Linked DNA regions of Homo sapiens: region 2 is linked to region 1. A link is an interaction called in ENCODE POLR2A ChIA-PET data of the cell type or tissue named here. Cell type or tissue: Panc1. All regions are shown on one strand. Links, peaks and the distances in the headings refer to the core of each region. The heading gives the core; the rest is flanking DNA. Region 1 overlaps CDKAL1 (CDKAL1 threonylcarbamoyladenosine tRNA methylthiotransferase). Region 2 overlaps CASC15 (cancer susceptibility 15).

Region 1 (11,496 bases), core at 1,957-9,956:
TTAAAGTCTTTCCGAATGTATAGTACAATTTTCACCAACATATGGTGATTCTGAAATACACTTACCAATTACATTTATATTTCAATTTAAATTTTTTAGCTCTTTATCCCTTTTAAAGAAAACAGAAATGTTATATTTCTGAACTATAATAATTATATTTTATTCACATTGAAATCTAGTTACATATTGGCACTGAAATCTCAAAGACAGTGAAAAGACACATTTTGGGGTGTATTTTGGTTGGTTGGTTTTTGTTTTTTCTTTCCAAACACTGTACTGGAGGAACTTGGGTTTTGGATTGGTAAAGATAATTGAAATGCTGACTGCAAAACTTGATTCTTCATTCCTCCTGATAGAAAGTTATTTTTCTAAATGAAAATCCTAATAAAAATTAGTACATAGCATCATGTCTGAAATATCTACTGCCTGGAGCTTTGCTACACAGAAAATGACCAAATAACGTGACGACCCACATGTACCCATCCCACAGCTTCATAGATTCATAGTCCGTCTGTGTCATTTATACCCTACCTTCTCCATCCCTCATGTTTGAAAAATTCCTAGACATCTTTTCACTTGTAAGTATTTTACAATATATTTGTAAAAGATAAGCACTCTTTTAAAAAGAAAAAATATGTAGCCATTTTTAAGAAAATGCTTAACTCCACATCTTCATGGGGAAATAGATTACAAGGTTTCAGAGACTTGTGCAAAACTTCTAAACCATGTAGGATTCCAGTAAATCTGTTAATTCGAGGTGATTTCAGAAGCAAACAAAAAATTTGCACAGTTGAAATGCTAATATAAACTTAAATCTTTATCTATGAATTTATAGGGAGACATGTGGTAGGGATTTTTTAACTAGCCAAAGTAAGTAGTGTGAAAACTACTTTCCTCAGTTGAAAATACAGAGATGTCTGGATTCAGGAGGGAAAAATTGTGCCAGTTCATAGAAGTTGAAAGAATTTGAAACACTAGCTTCTAGTGTTTCTATAGTGACCAATTGACTTAAGCACCAAAAACTCGTAAAAGAGATGTTTATGCTTCATGTGACCATGGTGATATGTAATACTAAAACTTATATCATTCCAAGTTACATTTTTCAAGCTAAATCAGTCACATTGCAGAATGCAGCAATTTGTTTGAAAGAGATTGAGAGAGCCAATAGGGTCTGACAATGCAGACAGAAGGAGCAGGCTGATAAGTAATACAACAGCAAAAGGAATGAGATTGGCCAGATTTCTGAAGGTAGTGTTGCATTTTTTTTTAGATGAAGCCACTTAATGAACATAAGTGCAGCAGTGGCTAAAGTTAACATTTAACAACAACAACAAAAAAGGCGATGGCAAATCAGAGGTTTTGCCTGGCTTGTCTAAATTTCGCCCACTTGTAACATTTTTAAATTCGCAGTTAAGGGAAATTCCATTCTTCTTTTATTAGAACTCTTAATGGAACCTAGCCATTTGCAGCTTCTACCGGCTTCCTCCTCATATCCTTTGTGGCATTGTATCAAAGTCACCTCAGATTATTTTGGCTTCCCTTCATTCCTCTACAACTTAGTCATCAGGCAGTGAGGAATTGAATCTAAATGCTTGATGGAGTTCCTTTTGATCTTTAAGATTGGTAATAAATTATTGTAAATAGCTAGACTGCTTGATGAGTGCCTTTTGAAGCTCCTAAGTTTTGGTCTGTTGCCATTCTGTTTTATTCTGGATGTACAGTAGTGAAGGAAAATGGAAAAGTTTTATTCCAGGCAGCTCCCGGCCTCCTTAGTAGCCTTTACCTACTTTTCTAAGTTCCATCCAGGCAAATCTATCCATGTTACTTTTAATATTGTCTCTCACTGATTGGAATGTCCACAAAGACTAGAACCATAGGGATAAAGTAACATGCACTATTTTCCCAATCTGAGAATGTTGCTATTTTTCCCCGCATGAATTAATAGAGGGTTGTGTTTAAAGTTATTTTGTCATTTGAATTACCCACTTATATTCAAGCAAATTGGTTTTCTAGGCAGATAGGTTTTAGTGTAAAGTGTTTTACAAGGTGTGGTTAAAGTTGGTTTAGACATCTCATGCTCAGTGAGATTTCTGGCGTGATCCTTATGAAAATATATACATATATTGTCAGTGAAAGCTTTTATGAAATACAACATCAGTTGTTTGGGGTTTGCTTTAATGCAGGCTGGTGTATTGGCTTATGCCGGTAATCCCAGCACTCTGGGAGTCTGAAGCTGGAGGATCACTTGAGCGCAGGAGTTTGAGACCAGCCTGAGCAACATTGTGAAACTCTGTCTCTATTTAAAAAAAATAAAAATTAAAAATTAGCCAGGCATGGTATTGCACACCTGTAGTCCTAGCTACCGGGGACAGGTTTAGGCAGGAGGATCACTTGAGCCCCGGATTTCAAGTTACTGTGAGCTATGACTGCACCATTTTACTTCAGCCTGGGCAACAGAGCAAGACCCCGTCTCTAAAAGAACATTTTTTTTTAAAATAATTTCAAAGAGCAGAGTGGATAGGGTACAATAAAATAAGATTGCCCATGTGTTGGTGATTATCAAAACTAAATGATGTTTGGGGGGTGTTCATTATTTTATTCTGCATTTTTCTATATGATTGAAATGTTTCATAATAGAAAGATACAAAAAGTAAAATAAACTATGGTCTGCTCCTGGGAGTGAATGTTGTGACGGTTTGCCTCTCTAGCTATATTCATTTTAATGTTCATTTTCCCCTTGACGTAAGTTTATGCCAAAAAAAGAATAGTCAGCATTTTAGTGGATTCATCATGCTGAGTAAACTCAGAAATGCAACTCCTATTCTAAACTTGGCAAAATTTCCTTCGGGTTTCATCCCAAATTATAGTGGGTCACTTAAATGACAGCTTTGCCTACTAGAAACTGTTAAAACAGTTGTAATTACAAAGGGTAGTTAGTGCAACCATTTTGTTCTCAGTGAGTCAGTTGTATTTGCTCTTCTTTCCTTCCCCCAACCAAGATTGCTCCTGCCTGACCCCAGACACAGGAAAGTCACCAGGTTAAACAAACGTGTTGTTTGAGTGAGCCCAGGTGCATTTCTTAATCATACCCCAAAGCCATTGTTTAGGTTGTAAATGGTCAGTTGGTTTTCTCTTAAATGCTGTTGCAAAAAGCAAATAAAGCTAGGAGCAAAATGTGTACCCAGAATAAGGCTTAGAAAATACTTTATTTCTTGCACTAAGAAATGTTGCTTGAGACTAGAAGAATTTCATTTTTGTTTGTTGCCTCTGGTTGCATGTCCATTTCTTAAATTGTTTTCAGGAATTCTTATAATAAATAAAGACTCATACAAAAGGGCTTGACAAAAGTTAACTCCCATTTATCTGTCCTTCTAAAAGAGAACATTAGTAAAGGTAATCCAAAGTAGCAGATAATCTGGTTATATTTTATGCATTATGTTGTTTCCTTTGTCATTTTAATAAACAGGTAATGAACATAACTTGTATTATAGTTTCTGAAACACCATACTAAGTACCAAGGAGGGTTACAGGGCCAGAGAGCTTCCAGGTCACAAAAAGTCCAACCTGGAGTTGATTTTTTTTTTTCTTTTGATAAATCACGGGTAAGTTAGAGTAGGCTATAATTAGAACACTTTTATTAAAACCATGCAAATTAGCATGTGCTGTTTGTCCTTGGCCTGAAGAAGACATTTCTCTGCACATAAAAATGTTTTCCTGTTTCTTTCTCTGTTTTTTGTTAGATTTTATCAGAATTATGTGTTTAGGGGGAAATCTAGGTTTATTAGCCAAACACACATGTTTATAATCTGCTATTGTGAAAAGTTATTCTAAAAAATTGAAATGCTTGGAAGGAAAAAGTTCTATTTACATCTACAGTGGTTTTTAACATCTGCAAACACAGTTAATCTGCATGAATTAGTGCACACTCCACCACTAAAAGTGAGTCTTTAACAGGTAGTCACTATTTTTCTGTATTTTGTGAAGTGGGCTTCTTGCTTTCTTTTAGTGGCTTGTTATATTAGTAATTTTTCTGCATATACATGTCAGTGGACACACTTGAGAAGAAACATTGTCATCTAGCTCCTGTGTTGGTGAACTGGGCTTTTCTTTTTCTTTTGATAACTATCATTATTTAATTACTTTTCTACATATATATGCATGTATCAACTGAACTAGAAGCAAATTCATATATGTCATTAAACATGTATGTATTTATGCACTTGATAAGTTAGCCTATGAGTAGAAAGAAAACTAACATTAGTGCTTTACTCAACCAGAGCATCTTTTGTGCAGCAATCCCACCTTTTTAAAACAGCTCAGAACCTCTAAAAAAGCCTATTTGGGCCCAGATTGTTAAAATTATTGTGTAATTCTCCTCACCCACCTCATTACTTCTTCGGTCCCTCATCCACAAACAGTTCAATCTTTTTTTAAAACAAATCAGTTCAAACTGATGCCTGGTTTCCCAAAACACAGTCAACACTAATAGCAGGTAAAAGAGGGTAGTTATTGCTTCAAAAAGTCAGAGCTCTAGTAAGAAGTGACAGCATCCTAAATGAAAGCAAGGACGGGCCATAAAAACTATAAGTCATTAACAGAGGAACTCCGAAAGTGCAGCTGCCCAAGACCACTTAATTTGGACCCAAATACCCAGATATCCCTATATATTTCAGTAGCCTTAGGGTAAAATAATTGGGATCAGTTTACATTCGGAAACAGATATTTTGTTTTAAAATAGAATTTTTAGAAACTTTGGTATTTTAGAAATAACTTTTACTTACCTTGAAAAGTCTCAGGAACTGCTGCTTCTTAATAAGGTAGGGTAAATGAAGTATTACTACAGAGAGTGGTTGAATAAAAGAAATAATAGGCTAAACATGGTGGCTCATGCCTATAATCTCAGCACTTTGGGAGGCCGAGGCAGTAGGACCACTTGAGGCCAGGAGTTTGAGACCAGCCTGGGCACATAGCAAGAACCCATCTCTACAAAAAAACGGGGTTTTTTTGTTTTTGTTTTTGTTTTTGAGATGGAGTTTCACTCTTGTCATCCAGGCTGCAGAGCAGTGGCTTGATCTCAGCTCACCGCAACCTCTGCCTTCCGGGTTCAAGCAATTCTCCTGCCTCAGCCTACCCGGCTAACTTTTTGTATTTTTAGTAGAGATGGGGTTTCACCATGTTGGCCAGGCCGGTCTCGAACTCCTGACCTCAGGTGATCCACCCGCCTCAGCCTCCCAAAGTGCTGGAATTACAGGCATGAGCCACCGTGCCTGGCCAAAAAATGTTTTAAAAAGAAAATTAGCCAGGTGTGGTGCTGTGTGCCTGTAGTCCCAGGTACTTGAGAGGCTGATGCAGGAGGATCTCTTGAGCCCAGGCAGTCCAGGCTGCAGTGAGCCATAATTGCACCACTGCTCTCCAGCCTGGGCAACAGAGCAAGAGCCCATATATAAAAGAAAAAGAAAAAAAAAAGCTCCGGCCGGGCGCAGTGGCTCACGCCTGTAATCCCAGCACTTTGAGAGGCCGAGGCGGGCAGATCACGAGGTCCAGAGAGCGAGACCATCCTGGCTAACGCAGTGAAACCCCGTCTCTACTAAAAACAGAAAAAATTAGCCGGGCGTGGTGGCCGGCGCCTGTAGTCCCCGCTACTCGGGAGGCTGAGGCAGGAGAATGGCGTGAACCTGGGAGGCGGAGCTTGCAGTGAGCCGAGATCTCGCCACTGCACTCTGGCCTGGGCAACAGAGCAAGACTCTGTCTCAAAAAAAAAAAAAAAAAAAAGCAGCAAAAGAGTGGTTGAATAAGTGTTGATAGTTGGGTAAGGGACCAAAAAAAATGTGTTTGAGATAAAAGATGAGGAAAGTAGAATCATTATCACCCCAAATTATTTACTTAATTAGATGCTATAAAATATTAGTCTTTGAGATTTTTATTATATTTTTGTCTTAAAGAAAGACTCCTCTAAGCTGGATGTGGTGGCTCATCCCTGTAATCCCAGTAATTTGGGAGACTGTGGTGGGAGAATCATTTGAGCCTAGGAGTTTGAGACCAGCCTGGACAACGTAAGGAGACTCCTGTCTCTACAAAAGATTTAAAAATTAGCCAGGTGTGGTGGCATGTGCCTGTGTTTCCAGCTACTCGGGAGGCTGAAACAAGAGGATCAGATGGCTTAAGTCCAGGAGTTCGAGGCTGCAGTGAGTTGTGATCGCACCACTGCACTCTAGCCTCAATGACAGAGCAAGACATTGTCTCAAAAAAAGAAAAAAGAAAAGAAAAGATAAAAGACGGCACTAGGCATAACTTGAGTGGGATAATTTTAAGTAGTGTATCAGGACAATGAATTTTTAATTGTAGTATTAAATATACAAAAAATATTGATATATATTTCAATAATCACACTTCCTATGACTACCTTAAGAACTGTTGTTAATTCATATCTGCTAGTGTACAGGGAATTCATATCTACTAGTGTACAGTAAAATATTATATAATAAAAATGTAAAATATTTTCTACAGCTTTGGGCAGAGGCATACAGCAAAAATCTATATCAAAAGCCTTGGGTTATACCACCATTCCTTCTTTCCTCAAAGACTAGGCATCTCTGTGACATCAAGTTTCTTAAATATGGAAAAGGGACAGTTTCATTTCAGATGTCACTTACTGATTTACATTTCTCTTTTAATCAGATTTGTCTAGTGATTTAAGATTACAAAAGTCACTTCACCCAGCTCTTTATGTTTGAAGAATAATGGCCATTTGACTCAATCCTGAGAGCCACGGTATTGTCAAGCCTTCATTATCTCCTGTGCTTTGAATAACATAATGTAGCAACAGAGTGCTTTGAGTTGTTTTTCTAGAGAGAGAGAGATGTGGGTTTGGATTCTTGCCTGCTGGCCCTGTTGAGCTTTGAGCTATCTGCTGTCTGGAAATAGCAAATTCAGTTTTTAATGGATCCGGCACTCTATGATAGCCAGGTTTTCATGGCACATGCAGATAAAGAAACAAGTTATTGATTTGGCATGTTTATGCCATGCTTAAAACAGTTCTCTGCAGCAGATTGTCCAAAGCCATTTGTGCACTTAACTCTATTTCTCATCTTTGGCAAAAATAAAAAAGTGTTTAAAAAGTAATTTTAGGGATGTTGTTAAATATCAGGAACAATTGAATAAATGTCTAGTTGATGAGATTCCCTATTGTTTTATTGATACATGTCCTTATACGAAAACCATGCTCAGGGTATGCCCTTGAAACACAGGGAAGTCAGTACCTCAATAAGTGTTAAATCCATTTCCTCATCCTCATTCTAAAGCCAAAGGAATGACCCAGCCTTGAAATAAGGACATACTGAAGAGCTCTTTCGGTGCAAAATCTGTGCTTTTGTTTATTAAAGTATCTTCCCTCTCAAAGTGACCATAGAGTTGTTACCAAAGATGCAGACATAGCTGAGCTGTTTCCTGCTTCAGCAGAGGGTAACCCTAGCCATTCCTTGCATCCTCATCAATGCCAACCTAATCCAAAGGCATTTTTCTCATTTTTAACCCTCGTCAGCTTGTGATTTGAGTAGCAGATTATGTTTAACAATTATACCTATACATTTTGGCCTAATTTTGATATCATACCTGTATATTTTTTCCTTTGCCTTTTTAAGATGGCATTATTCTAAAAATTAAGCATGATTTTTTACATATCAGTTTAACTTATTTTCTTACTGTAACTGCAGAGATGGGTAGAATCGAGGTATTTACAAATGGCAGAAATTCGGTGCGCTTAAGATGATATATCCAGAGACCCATAGATGCCAGAATTTTTCTCAGCCAGTTACCCTGAGGATTGACAAAGAGATTGAAATCTGAGTAGACTTTTATTATGATGATTAATATTGTAATAAAGCAACCATTTAAAGCATACCATGTAACCAGCACTATTCTCAAAGCTTTACATATGCACATAACTCATTTATCTTTATACCAACATTCTAAGGTGAGTATGCTAGTAAATTACAGAGCAGTATACGTGGAGATGGGAAAATGGCAGCAGGGCAGGAGAGAAGAGATAGGATGCCATCCTGTTCAGCTGATGGCATTTGTGACTGCCTTTTATGGACAGGTGGGGTCACAGTGCAGAGATTGGAAAGTTTCCTAGGTCATCATTTAAGAATACCCTACTTAGCAGCATATTCTCGCCCCTGCACCTCCCCATCCAAGAACTCCCAGGAATATCAGTAATAGGGAAAAGGCAAAGTTCATGATGAAATCCTTTGCTAACATTCAGTATAAAAGTATTAATAAATTAATCAACAGGTCTACATAGATATGGCAGTTACTGTATTTTCAAATTATTTACCACGCCTAAAAGTATCTGTGTTTCAACTGTCATTGGTTATATACTTCCTCTATGAAATTCACTAGTATGAGGAAGAAACTAGCAAAGGGACAAAGAGGAATGTCACTGTGCCAAGAGCCAGAGTACTTCCCCTCCATCCCGGGGCTGGTCACCTCCTGTTCTGTCACCAGTTGCCCTGGGTATGTCCCTGGTTATCAGTCTTTGCACCCAGTTAAGATGTATCCCCATTCTCTTTCTCTCTTGACGATGTCAGAGTCTTGATACATACCCTGCCCCAACAGCTCTGTTTTTTTTCCTGTATCTCCCCACCAGTGTGTGCTTACCAACCTTTCTTATCCCCATCCAGAGGACAAACTTGGCTAGCACACCATCTACTTGGTATATAAGTCCTGTTACATGCCAGAGTTAGCAAATAAAAATAAGGGACACCCCCTTAAATTCAAATTTCAGATAAATTGTTTTTTTTTTTTTTTAGAATGTGCCATGCAATATGTGGGACATATTTATACTAAAAATCCATTCATTGCAGAGCACAGTTGGTTCTCGCCTGTAATCCCAGCATTTTGAGAGGTCAGGGTGGGCGGATCTGTTGAACCCAGGAGTTTGAGACCACCTTGGGCAACATGGCAAAATCCTATCTCTACCAAAAAAAAACTACAAAAATCAGCTGGGTGTGGTGGTGGGCGCCTGTAGCTACTTGGGAGCCTAAGGTGGGAGGATTGCTTAACCCCAGGAGCTGGTGGTTGTAGTGAGCTGTGATTGCACCACTGCACTCCAGCCTGGGCAACAGAGAGAGACCCCTGTCTCAAAAAAATTTATTCATTATTTATCTGAAATTTGTATTTAGCTGTGTGCCCTGTTTTTAACTGGAAACCCTAGTTGCGTGAGCATTATACATTCCACTTGGGCAAATTGAGGCTCGAAAGACAAACAACAGCACCCACAATGGAATGAAATACAAAATGATTGTAAAACTTCCCCTTGGTTTACTACAAAGGACCTGAGGAAGCTTCTTCCTATTCCTAATCCTATCCTTGTATATAATGCACCTGGTCTCCCCATCAAAGGCTAACACGTGTGTCAGCTACAGTTTTTCAAACTTTTATTCGTTCATTTAAGAAGAAAAAGTTTTAATTTGCCTTTGGTTCTCTCAAATATGCTGACAAAGTTTTAACCTGGGGAACTTGTTTGGAAAATTGTTCAGCAGGCACAAAGAAAATTAAATTTAAAAGTGTCCATATTATATTTTCCAGGAAGAAGAATTTTCCAATCTCTCCCTACCCCCCAGAAGGTTCACTTTGTTTCTCCGTGATACATTTTATCATAAAATATAATTAATGACTTCTTTGTAGCTGAAGTTGTTTATATTGAGACATACTGAGAAACATTAATGCTGCTGATGCTTTAAACAAGGAATATAGGCATCCACTAGAGAAGTGAGGAGGCCGTTACTGCTTTTTCCTCCTTTTTCTGCGCTGCTCACATTTGAAGACTGTCAAGGGTCCTGTGATTGGTAGTTTGGGCTGATGCTGTTTGCAGACTGGGCTCCCCAGGTCTGCCTTTGTCTTCCTCAGCAATATTTTTAACAGCAGCTAAAAGGCCACTCTCAGATGATTACCAACCTCCAACACAGATTCAGGGTTGCACAAAACCATTTCCAGATTTCTGTTTACAAAGAATAGTGAGATGAAAGTATTTCCATGGGCCAATAATTTATTTTCTCTGGGGTTTTCGTGTAAGATTTAGAAGACATGATTACAGTTAGCATTTATTGCACTTTTAAACGTATACGTTAACACTCTTGAAATTGAGAAACTAGAGAATTTTAGCATCTGGAAAGAAAGTAAGTCAACCAGCTTCTCCTAATGATTGTTAATATTTTCCATTATTCAACACTCTGCCTTTGGGTACCTTTGAGAATTCCAGAGGCATTTTAAATGCACATGTCTCAAATAAAAATAAAGGAATTTTAAAGACTCAACTTTGTTTGAATTTAGCTATCGTTATGTGGTAGACACATGGGTAAGAAAGGAGACTATTCCACTTTTAATTACGTTGAAGTATAACAATAATCCAGCTACAATGCTTAAAACAGAAATCTCGAATTCAGTTTAGGCTTTGCGGGTGGCAGTGGAGGGTGTCTTTTTAAAGCTGCTTTTTTTATCTTTATTATTTACTTTTTAATTCTTATGGACACTTTCATTTCTAACTTAAAAGTTTCACTGGATATAGCTGATGTTTTTAGGATTTGCCTCACTCCCTCTCCCCTTCGTCCCGACCATCTTCCCCTCCTCTGCTCCTTTCCTCCCCTCCCTTCCTCTTTCTTCCTGTTGAGAACTTCATTTCCCTGGTTTACTTTCTGTTAGAAAGTATGAATCAATGAAATTTGCTAATACTTGCCTTAGAGGGTTGTCATAAGGATTCAATGGAAAGCATCTAGAATAGCATCTAGCACACAGTAAGTGCTCAATAAATGACTATGATTCTTATAGTAAAATCATACTTTCTAGGATGTCAGCTCTGCCACTAGTACTCACCACATGGTATATGTTCAATAAATAACTGGTTATTTTAATGTGAAGTTACAATTTTTAGAATTTAAGTAGGGATTTTGTCTATTTTGTTCAATGTTTCCTCAACACCCAAAGCAGTTCTTGACATGTGGGAGGTGCTCTGTAAATATCTGTTGATTGGAGAAATTAATAGGTTTTCGCTTCTAAAACCTCAGCAGGGTGTGTGTAGAAATCTTAATTCTTCCTAACAGTTGCAGTGGTCATGGGTTTTGTTGCTTTCAGTTTCTCCTTCCATGTTTGTTGATGATCTTCTTATACCATTCTTTATACTTATATTTTCTTAGTATCCCACCTACTTTTGCATTTCCCCACACAATTTCTTAGGGGTTCTTGCTTTTTTTCCTCTGTTGTGAGCTTGGGCTCTTCAACATGGTGCATTTGGGTACCTGTTTCCCTTCTATTGGAGACAGTAAGGTGAAAACTCAGTACTAGGTTCAATCCAAGGTTCATCCATTCTCCCTTGTAAGAGTCTTACACTATAGAGCTGGAAAGGCCCTTAGAGCTCATGGAGTCCCACCGCCCTCCTCCATCCCTCCTCTGTTGTTCAGGGAAGAGAGGCTTTTTTGTCCTGTTGATTTAATACTCATC
Region 2 (11,496 bases), core at 1,123-9,122, 630 kb after region 1:
GAGGGAGGCGCTGTGAAATACATCTGCCTCCGATCACAAAAAGATCAAATTAACATGTGAAAAGATATTCCAAGGAGCTGTGGGAGAGAAAGGCTTTTGGCTTTCACCATCTTACCTACTGGATGGGTTTGAAAGCATAAAATAAAGCTAAACTAAATTCAGGGAAACATTGATTCACCCAAGTGAATAAACAACTTACTGCATTTGCTAATCTAATTAATCAAACTCTGCTTCTCCTTTTCCAAAGGAGATTCACAGGCAGTAAAATAAATTAAATCAACATTTTTTTTTTCCCACTTACTAAAAATAAGCTTTCTTTCCCTGGGTAAATCGGTCATTTAAATTCCCAAGGCTGCACTCCCGTAGTCCTCTGGCAGGAAGCAATTGTATGGGTATAAAATCATTTCTGTGCAGATTGCAGAGCTTGGGCTCTGAGCATCATGTCTGAGTTCTGCCACCTAAACTGATGAATAAGATCAGTTTTAACTGAAGTTATCTTTAGAAACAAATGGCCTATGGATGATGTTGATTAGCAGATAAAAAAGCCTGTTACATGGATGTTTTATGAAACTTAAAACTATATTGATGGCAGGAAACAATGATTTTGGAGGAAATCCTGGAAAATTAAGGATATTTAAAGTTTGAAAACAATTGTAATTGTGAAAGTTTAGACACGGAAGTCATAAAAAAATTTCAGTTCAGTAGTTTGCAGATCTGTTACTTAATCTTTTTAGTTAACTTTAGATCAGTAGAATAAGATTTAGTTTTAGACTGTATGTATATACATACGGCAATTTTATACATACATACATTTACGTAAATACAATATACAAGGAAAAGTGAAGGACAGAGTAAACGGAGAAGAAAATGAATTAAAAGATTATAAAGTGTTGAATGACAGGCTTTATGTAAGTAAGGCAAAAATGTAACACAGGAATATCCTAGATAACAAGTTAAGTATGAGCTAAGACTGTATCGCTAGGTTTTTCATTTTTTAAAGGCGTTATACCAGGATGTGGATTTAGGAGGCCTGCAGTTTAGAATTGAGAAAGAGCTCACTGTTTATATTAAGTTCTACTCACACTTACTGCATTTCCTTGTCTTTGTCATGAATGGGCACCCTTCCAAGGAAGAACCTAAATGGAAAAGTGCTTCCAGCTGAGTTCTTAATGCTACCACCTTCGTCATCTGTCTGGTGCCCTCACCTTGAGGATCAAAGGATCCCCAAGGATTGCCTTTCCCCGCATTTCCTTCTCGGATGGACTTATTTCCGTTCTTTTTAGTTTTGTTCACCCTAGGATATTATGCTCAAAACTAATTTACATGCTCAGCTAATCTTAATTAAAATGTAAAGGCAGATCAGGGCACGATCAAATTAAGTTCTGAATATACTTGGATAGTTGGGCATCAGTTTAATGGATTAAACAGTTCTTGGAATTGCTTCTCTTTCTTGACAGTAAGTCTTAGTTTTGCTGTCATTTCTTAATAGTCCCTTTTACTTCTACTTTCAAGCTGTGACTGAACATTCTCTTTTAACTTACAGACTCTTTTGCTATCTGGAAACCCATGTCCACCTCTGACTTCCACTCAAAATTGCTTTCCTCACAGTCTGACTGCGAGAGTTGTGAAAAATTGGGATGTGCTTCTGAGGTGGGCTGTGGAATGCCATGTAAGTTGCTACTTTTTTTTTTCTGAATGCAGTGGGTATTCATGCGCAGTAGGGATGTTGGCATATCTCTGATGTTTCCTTCTAAGGCTGGTGAATCTGGGTTGTTGCTGTTGGGGTTTGTAATGTAGTCCATGTCTATTAGTGAAGACACAGAGGGCAAAATAAGCAGTTTCTTTCTTCTTTCTTTCTTTCTTTTTTTTTTTTTTTTGAGATGGAGTTTCACTCTTGTTGCCCACCCAGGCTAGAGTGCAATGGTGCAATCTCGGCTCACCGAGATCTCCTCAGCCTCCCACGTTCAAGCGATTCTCCTGCCTCCTGCCTCAGCCTCCCGAGTAGCTGGAATTACAGGCGCACAGCACCACACCCGGCTGATTTTTGTATTTTTAGTAGAGACGAGGTTTCACCATGTTGGCCAGGCTGGTCTCAAACTCCTGACCGCAGGTGATCCGCTGCCTGCCTCAGCTTCCCAAAGTGGTGGAATTACAGGCGTGAGCCACTGAGCCCGGCCAAATATATATATTTATTATTTTTATTTTTTGAGACGGAGTCTCACTCTGTAGCCCAGGCTGAAGTGCAGTGGCGCGATCTCCTTTCACTGCAACCTCCGCCTCCCAAGTTCAAGCAATTCACCTGCCTCAGCCTCTGGAGTAGCTGGGATTACAGGCGTGTGCCACCACGCCAGGCTAATTTTTTGTATTTTTAGTAGAGATGGGGTTTTACCCTGTTAGCTGGGATGGTCACGATCACCTGACCTCGTGATCCGCCCGCCTCTGTCTCCCAAAGTGCTGGGATTACAGGCATGAGCCACTGTGCCTGGCCAGGGGCCAAATATTTTTATAATAAATCCACCATCTCTATACTGTTCTGTGGTGAAATATGCTGAAGATTAAATGAAACCTTTCAAACTTGGTTATCATGGATTTGGCTGCATAGTTGGCCAAACTAGATTGGTTCCTTTTTTTTTTTGAGACAGAGCCTCGCCCTGTCGCCCAGGATGGAGTGCAGTGACACGATCACGGCTCACTGCAACCTCCACCTCCCGGGTTCAAGCGATTCTTCTGCCTCAGCCTCCCGAGTAGCTGGAACCACAGGCGCGGGCCACCACACCCAGCTACTTTTTGTAGTTTTTAGTAGAGATGGGGTTTCACCATGTTGGCCAGGCTGATCTTGAACTCCTCGTGATCCACCCGCCCCGGCCTCCCTCCTGGCATTATAGGCGTGAGCCACCGCGCCCAGCAACTAGATTGGTTTCTAAGCATTCACTTTGTGATTTGTTTCATTATCTTTAACATTCAAATTGGGGAATGACTTAACTAGATGCAGGCAAAGACAATATCTTGCTTACTATCTTTAAGGTACTGCCACCTAGATACTAGAGATACAAAGATGAGTAAGACAAAGTATGTGTTGTTCTGAAAATGGTGGTTTATCTGTTACCATTTATAATGCTGCAGTATACTTGTTTATGTCTTCTAGATTGTGAGTTTGTTTGAGGTCAAAACCATGGCAGCCAAAAATTCCACATAGAAATTTCCACTAAATAGTTTAGAACTGAAAAGATAAACCATCCCAAAGTACTTTGCATTTGGTCAAATTTTTTAATTTTTTTAATTTTTTTTTGAGACAAGGCCTCACCCTGTCACCCAGGCTGGACTGCAGTGGCACGGTCATGGCTCATTGCAACCTCTGCCTCCTGGGCTCAAGCGATCCTCCAGCCTCAGCCTCTGAGTAGCTAACACCACAGACGTGTATCACCATGCCTGGCTAATTTTTTAGTTTTTATTTTTTGTAGAGACAGGGTCTCTCTATGTTGCCCAGGCTGGTCTTGAACTCCCAGGATCAATGGATCCTCCTGCCTTGGCCTCCCAAAATGCTGGGATTACAGGTATGAGCCACCATGCCCAGTGACATTTCCTAATAGCTATTATTGTCATCACAATTACTCCTTACTAATAATACCTAATATATAGATCTTGCACATCTCTTGGCTTATGTGAGCCTTAAAATTCCATGAGGTATGGAGGGCAGCAGATACTTCTGTATCTTATTGATTTGGGCAACCTGCCCAGATAATGCATGTAATTTTTCTAAGATTATGGATTTAGTAAGTTTTGCTTAAGTGCTCAGACACAGGTTTCCTCAGTCCAGATCCATTGTGCTGTTTGATAAGCTTTTACGGCTGGGCTATTACTTGAATACTTGAAGAACATGGGAATGTTTCTGTGTGTATAAGAAAGGATATAAAATTAGCCAGGTGTGGTGGTGTGTGCCTGTAGTCCCAGCTACTAGGGAGGCTGAGGTGGGAGCGTTGCTTGAGCCCAGGAGGTAGAGGTTGCAATGAGCTGAGATCCCACCACTGCACTCCAGCCTGAGCAATACAGTGAGACCCTATCTCAAAAAAAAAAAAAAAAAAAGCATGTAGGGGAAACATTATCAACATTATCACTATTTTTACGTGTTTGGAACCGTACCTGGTAGTTGGGGTATTGGTCTTTCTTACTCTGAAACTTCTCAGGGTAAAATTTCAAATGTGTGTTGCTTATGTCTACTTTTATTTTGGCTTAATAGAGAAATTTTCTTTTCTGACATGCAGGCCTAGAGGTGAAACATGTGTGACCATGCCCTTGTACACCGGCCTCTGCTCACCTGTTTGCCTCATTTCATTAAGTTCTCCCCCATGCCATTCACTATGCTCAAGACCAGTGGTTCATCTTTTCCACCACAGGGCCTTTGCACTGCCTGGCCCTCTGCCTACAATACCATTCCCCTTTCCCCACCTCAACACCTCAACCTTGGCTTGGTTGAGTCTTATGCATCCCTTTGGACTTAGGCTAAAGGTTGCTTGGCCAGAGAAGACTTCCCAAAGAGAATGAATATTGTGCGACAACCTCAGTAAATGTTTGAATCAGGGTCCCTAATTGTAAGCGACAGAAACGGACTCTGGTTAAGCAGAAATGGAATTTATTGAGAGGATATTGAGAAGCTTGTGGTCGCCTTGGGAAGGCTGAAGAACTAGGCACATAGCTAAACGTTTCGGAAACAGTTTCCAAAACCATGGCAAAGAACTGGCCTAAAGAGGAAACCGTCACCACCTGTGCTGCCCCCTTGAGCCCTGAATGCTGTGGTTTCTTTCTTTCTTTCTTTTTTTTTTTTTTTTTTTTAAGTTGGAGTCTTGCTCTGTCACCTAGGCTGGAGTACAGTGGCGCTATCTCGGCTCACTGCAACCTCTGCCTCCCAGGTTCAAGTGATTCTCCTGCCTCAGCCTCCGGAGTAGTTGGGATTACAGGTGCCCACCACTACGCCCAGCTAATTTTTTGTATTTTTTTTTTTTTTTTTTTTGAGACGGAGTCTCGCTCTGTCGCCCAGGCTGGAGTGCAGTGGCATGGATCTCGGCTCACTGCAAGCTCCTCCTCCCAGGTTCACACCATTCTCCTGCCTCAGCCTCCCGAGTAGCTGGGACTACAGGTGCCTGCCACCACGCCCGGCTAATTTTTTGTATTTTTAGTAGAGATGGGGTTTCACCGTGTTAGCTAGGATGGTCTCAATCTCCTGACCTCGTGATCCGCCCGCCTCGGCCTCCCAAAGTGCTGGGATTACAGGTGTGACCACCGCGCCTGGCCAATTTTTTGTGTTTTTAGTGGAGGCAGGGTTTCACCATGTTGGCCAGGCTAGTCTTGAACTCCTGACCTCAAGTGATCTGCCCTCCTCAGCCTCCCAAAGTGCTAGCATTACGGGCATGAGGCATCGCACCCGACCGGTTGCTGTGGTTTCTAATGCTGCCAGGAAATCTGCCTGCTCTGAGAAGGCAGCCTTGCAACCATCACTGGCCCCCTAAGCTGGATACCATGATTGCCATCCTTACCTGTAATAAAACCATGTCAAATCCATACCGGTATGTCGCTTCCTCCTGCAAGTTGCCCGCATGTGAATCCAAGTTGTTCAAGGGTGAATCTGATTGGTGGTACTGAAGTCACCCTAGCTGCAAAGGAGACTGGAGAACGAAGTTTTCTGAGTTCTTTAATTGGAAAGTGGGACTTATTAGCTGAAAATTATCCAGCTACATCAAGGGTGTTCAAAAGGTGCTAACCAGGGGGAAAACATGACAAATATCTTCTACACTGAGACGCAGGGTTTTAATCCACCTATGGACCAACCATACTTACCTCACAGGGTTGTTATAAGGATTAAGGTAATTTACATGAAACTGCTTATTAATAAACTGTACAGAGAGCATAAGTATAAAATAATATTATTTCTCTAGTGTAACATATCTTTGACTGAAGCATAAAATCAAGTCCTTAATAAGTTGACAAATCTCCAGCTCACTTTATATGTTTTTAAAATGGTAAGGATATTCTTCTCCCCCAAAAGCCATTTTAAATATTCAAGATAAATTGAAAAAAGAAAAAAAGTACCTCTTCTATGAACGTGCTGCCCTCATAAATTTCTATCATCTTCACGTTTATTTTGTAATGGAAATATACAAACAATGCCAAGCATAGAAATTGTAGTTTAAAACATGTGAGTGGGTTTTCAGCTACTTTTGATTTGTTTCTGATTTTAAGGCTTTGTTCTAATCTACTTTTTATACTCTGGTTTCAACATGAATACAGCCCTCTTGTTTGAAAACAGACAATGGGCTTATTCAACCCTCAAGGCCCTCTACATTTGGTGTTTCTGCCACGGCCCTTGGTGGCTTTACCACATATATTATTATCTTGTAAAAAATGTAGACGTAACAGCTGAGTTGTTAGCAGAAGTCATAGTAGTTGTGTAAAAGGGTGTTAGTGTAAATGATTGTGGCAGTTGCATTAACGCTAATGCAGTGGGAATTATTCACGTATTCACTGAATGTAATCCTGGCCTTCCGTGGTGGTAAAGTTCCTCTATAGAAGAGGAGAGGTCGACATCAATGTAATTTCAGAGGAGAAACAGCCATGTGTAGAGCTATTTTCCTATTTGACAGAAATGTTTTCCAGTATAACATCAGAATTTTGAGTTATGCTACTTAACTTTCCTTTCTTGTAAATATTGAATTAAAATAAGATATTGCTAGAAAAAGTAAAACATGACCCAGCATTGCAATGCTGAAAATTGGATTATAATTCTCAGATTGTTAGATTTCTGCCATCTTATAATTTATTCAAGAATATAGAGAATTCTAACGTAAGTGTCTTCATGCACCTTCTTACTTAAGTGATACTTCATGTTACCCTGAACTGTCCTGAATTTCCAAAAATCTCATGTTGGGTTAAGAGGAATTTCCTTTCAAGATACTCTGTCTCCTCTTCAACATCTTCTCAACCCTTTTCTCCCCACCCACACATACTCACTCATTTACACTTAACCTAAAGAGGACACTGATTTTAGGACACTGGAAATCTGGAATCCTTACACTGTGTTTTAGTAAAGGTATGAGCCTGGAACTCCTGAAGGCCTTAAAAAATAGCACTGTAGTAAATAGAGCTTAGTTGGGGTAAACAGAGCACCCCGGAAAGTAGTATATTTTGGTGATTCAAAATTTATTTCACTTCTCTGATCTGTGTAAGTATTTATGTGATCTGTAAATACTTCCCAGCCATAAAAATTCTAATTTCATCTCTCAAGATACATAGTGGGCACTTGTGCAACTGTATTCAGGGAGCTGTCTGTTGGTTGGAGAGGGAGATGAAGTAGATTGAGGTGCAAATGGCATATTTAATGCCGAAGCTGTTGCTTTAATTGGTGATGTTGAAAGTCACTTGAAACCACCCCCCTAGTCCTCAAGGGAGTTCTCAGGTTACGTGTGGGTGTACTGTGAATGCCTTTTATTTTATTGACTCACTAAATTCTTAGATTACTCTTTACCATTTGATATTGACAGACCATAAAATTCTTATGGAACCTGCTCAGTAGTGACTTATAAAGAATTATCTTGTTAATAAACTCAGCATCATTTGGAATTCAAGTTTAATTAAAATGGAAAAGTAAATGATGATGTAAAGATTTTTCCTCATTTAAACTTGTATCCTTTTATTGCCTCTCTGTCTTTTCTCTAAATTCAAAGATAGATTTTATTTGACACCCATTTTTGCAAGGTGCATTTTTACAGAATCTGTTGTAGGACTTCTTCTCATTAGCTTTTAAATTATTATTATTTTTAAATTAGAGAAGGAGTTGTGAGATAGAGTCTGAGAGAGGTAAAAATGAAAAATCTATGTTATCCAGGGATTTTAGTTTTTGGGATGCTGTTTAAAGATAATGATTGTTTATGGACTCTTTAAAGATGTTTTCTCATAAGAGTTGCCAAGTAACAGATTAGTTATCTGAGGGTGGTTTGAAAGACCTTTTGAAATTGCCTGGGTGACAATACTACCTTATGGTACTTATAAAGCTCCTTTGAAGTTGGCCTTTTATATTAGAAAACCAGAAAATATTTTTCTTTTATTAAACAGAAAACAATACATGGTTCAGAGGTTAGTATTTTTTTTTTTTAGAAAAAATTACATTGGTTATTTTTGTGATTGACTCCAATTTTTTTTTTAAATCTTTCAGCCTTTGTGGGCTACTGGATTTTTCTAAATTAAGGTTCTTAGTATAATACGTTTGGCTGCTCTTGTAAACTATAGTTACGAGGTACATACTGTTATACCTCGAAATTTGAGGCCCTCTTCTTTTTTCTCTTCTGTTTCAGACACTGTGGTACAAAACCTGCAGCCCCCAAGCTTGGTTAAGAGAATTTTGGATTGAAATAAATATTGTAGGGCATGCGGCATTCCTGCACAACCCTTGTTATACACAGTCACACTGAAAGAACAGGTTAAATGGAAGGGGCTGTCAGGGGTCAGGGCTAGAAACTCACAGAGGCAGATATTGCAGTTTGGATAAGCAGGAGTTTATGAGAGTCCTCTTCAGTCCAAGCTTATCTGAGCTCACAAAGGAGATTTACGGTCTGTTGCTCTGCAAAAGCTATTTGGGCAGGCACTTTTCTTCCCAACTAGCTTTTAAGTGCTCCTGGGGCCCTCAAGCCTATTCACTTAGGCCTCTCAGATTATGAATACATAAACCTTAATGATTTTGGAGTCCCAAAGGAAGACATATTAACTGGTACATCATCAAAACATGATGCTGCTAATAGAATGGACAAATACATCGTAGGGCATCACAAATTCACCCGTTTTCTAGTAGTGACTATAATAATAAGTTTTTGCAACCCGTAAAGAACATTTATTCTGTTCTAGCATTGATAGGATGACTGATATTGATTATAAATTTATATTCAAATAGTGGAACCAGTTGTTTGATAGACATAACCTCTGAGACCAGCAGTAATGATTTTAGTTTTTAATGGTTTGACAAAATATACAAGGCATTTGATGAATACACAAGTTGGTTATTTCAAGCATCTTGGAGCTTCAGTCTTCCCATATTCAATAGTGATGTAGACCATGCAGTCTGTTCCCCCTTTACAGGTATAATTTGTCTTTCAAAATAAAAATTGTGATTGTGATTGTTACTAACACATTGTGTCTCTTAATATTCTTTAAATACTTCAATCTTTTCAAGCAACGTTTGGCATAACCTGAATTCCACTCAAAATCCCTCAGGAGAGAATAGAAACTGTCATATGAAATTGGTTATAATAGGATTTAACCTATAGAGTTCTGATTCTTTCTTCCCTTCAATTTTTATCAAGTATTTAATTGCCCACTGGATGATTTATTTTAGAATTGGCCTACTTTTTTTTTTTTTTTTTTTTTTGGCTTCAGTGCCTGTGGGCAAATGTAAATTTGCAGCTGAATTAGCAAACCAGGGATCTCTGTGTAACTTAATAACCACAACAGGGAATCAAGTAACTGATTTCCCTCTTTTTCTAGATTGGCCATGTGTGTAAGGTGGTAGAACTAGAATTAGGAGATAAGGGGGGGTTATGAGGAAATGATTAATTTCAAATTGTTTTATTAATACAAAAAGAATGTACATTTATTGCGGAAAATACAGAAAAGTAAAAAGAAGAAAAGAAAATCCATTATTCTTCCACTCAGAGAAGTTATGTGAATGTTTTGATATCTTTTATTTCAATCTTTTACTTTTTTGAAATATTTTATGCATAAAAAGTGTACATACATTTCTGAAATAGACAGCAATAAAAGGCTGACCCATGCGTCTGCCATCCAGCATAGAACAGTCTCAATTCTGTTTTATCTTTCAATTATTCCTCCTCACCCGTACCTCAGATACAACTTTTCCCTTTTCAATTAAAGTTAATTTCTCCAAAATAAAATGTAATTTTGATAATTTCAAACACGTTTAGTCTCTTAGCATATTTTACATAAGTCAGCATCCTGACATTTTTGTTTTCCATTTTCTTGTGTTCCTTCATGATTTCGCCATATATGTGTCCCTAACTAATAATTGCTTTATTTTGCATGTTTTAAAGCTTCAAATACATGAAACTGTACTGTGTTTCTTCTATCGCCTTTTTAAAAATTAACGTTATATGTTTTGTGATGTGCGCAACTTTATACATTTATTTTCATTGCTGTATAGTACTACTGTGTATGAATGTACCTCAGTTTATCCATTTCCTGTCAGTGTACTTGTGGGTTTTGTTTTGTAGCAGATTCTGTCAGTTCCTCACCCACGTCTTTTAGCTGTTTCGTGATGCACTCATCAACCTCCAGATGCATTATCTGCATCTGTGTCTAAGCGCTCTCCTCTCCATCCCAACTACAGAAAGCCTTGCACATCACAGAAAGCCAGGAGTGCCCCTGGGGGCAGGTCTCAACCAATGACTCTGGGGAGTTGGGGTGTAAATACCGCAGCTCCCTTGGATAATTGCAGTTCCCCTAGTTTCTCTATGAGACGATGCCCCAGTGACTCACACAGTAGTTGGTTTAATGGTACACCGTTTATTGGCTGCCTTTTCTTCCCTGTCTTACTCCCCCATACCCCTACCAGTTTTTTTTGTTTATTTTTTTCTTCTAAATAAACTTAATTTTTGTCTTAGGGTCTGCTTCTGAGAGGAGCTAAACTAAGTCAAGTAGTTTGCAGTTTGGGTCATTGCAAATAATACTGCTGTGGACATTCTTGTATCCTGGTACACAGAGCAACTGGTACACAGTTTTTCTGGGATATATTCCCAAGGAGAATAACTGGATTACAGGGCATGCATATATTCCACTTCCTGAGTTGGTGCAGGCTTGTTTTTCAAGGTGGTTGGGACAAACATTCATGAGTAATGAGTAAAATATTCCTATCATTCAACACCATTGCAAACTTACCTTTGGTATTGTGTTTAGCATAGTTTCTTTTAATTTGTATTTCTGGATACTTAATGAGATTGTACATCTTTACATATATTATTGGCCATTTCTATGCAAATGAATATTTGCATTTGTCACTTCTTCTATGGTCTGTATTTTTTTTTTTTTTTTTTGAGATGAGGTCTCACTATGTTGCCCAGGATGGTCTGTTCTTGGGCTCAAGTGATCCTCCTGCCTTAGCCTTCTTAGTAGCTGGGACCACAGGCATGTGCCATTGTGTCTGGCTGTAATTTGCTTTTTTGTAGGAGCTCTTTATAAATTCTAGGTAGTAGCATTTTATGTGTCTTTTAGACATTCTCTCCAAGTTTGTGGCTTGTCAGCTCCCTTTCTTTATGAGTCATTTTTAATGAACAAACATGAAGTCAAAGCACTTAGTTTTTTTTTTTTTGAGACGGAGTCCCTCTCTGTCACCTAGGCTGGAGTGCAATGGTGCGATCTCGGCTCACTGCAACCTCCGCCTCCTGGGTTCAAGTGATTCTCCTGCCTCAGCCTCCTGAGTAGCTGGGATTATAGGTGCCTGCC

The links. ChIA-PET counts read pairs that join two places held together with the same protein. Peaks named below come from ENCODE experiments on the same cell type or tissue, not always from the same donor. Only the 100,000 strongest peaks of a DNase experiment are listed, where the experiment ranks them.
Region 2: POLR2A ChIA-PET joins it to region 1 with 12 read pairs; 2 of 35 experiments call an interaction of 5 or more read pairs at or near these places.

The regions. Positions count from the first base shown.
Region 1 is chr6:21,108,496-21,119,991 of GRCh38, forward strand. All of the region lies in intron 13 of CDKAL1 (CDKAL1 threonylcarbamoyladenosine tRNA methylthiotransferase), which reads left to right. Among named protein-coding and RNA genes, the nearest start is that of LINC00581, 400 kb to the right of the region's middle. In Panc1, for the core only: no CTCF peak of the experiment used is centred there; a DNase peak (open chromatin) is centred at 3,006; H3K27ac peaks cover 5,525 bases.
Region 2 is chr6:21,741,374-21,752,869 of GRCh38, forward strand. All of the region lies in intron 2 of CASC15 (cancer susceptibility 15), which reads left to right. Among named protein-coding and RNA genes, the nearest start is that of CASC15, 81 kb to the left of the region's middle. RefSeq lists enhancers at 1-200, 201-1,124. In Panc1, for the core only: a CTCF peak has its summit at 4,746 (motif pointing left); a DNase peak (open chromatin) is centred at 1,132; H3K4me3 peaks cover 536 bases; H3K27ac peaks cover 7,179 bases.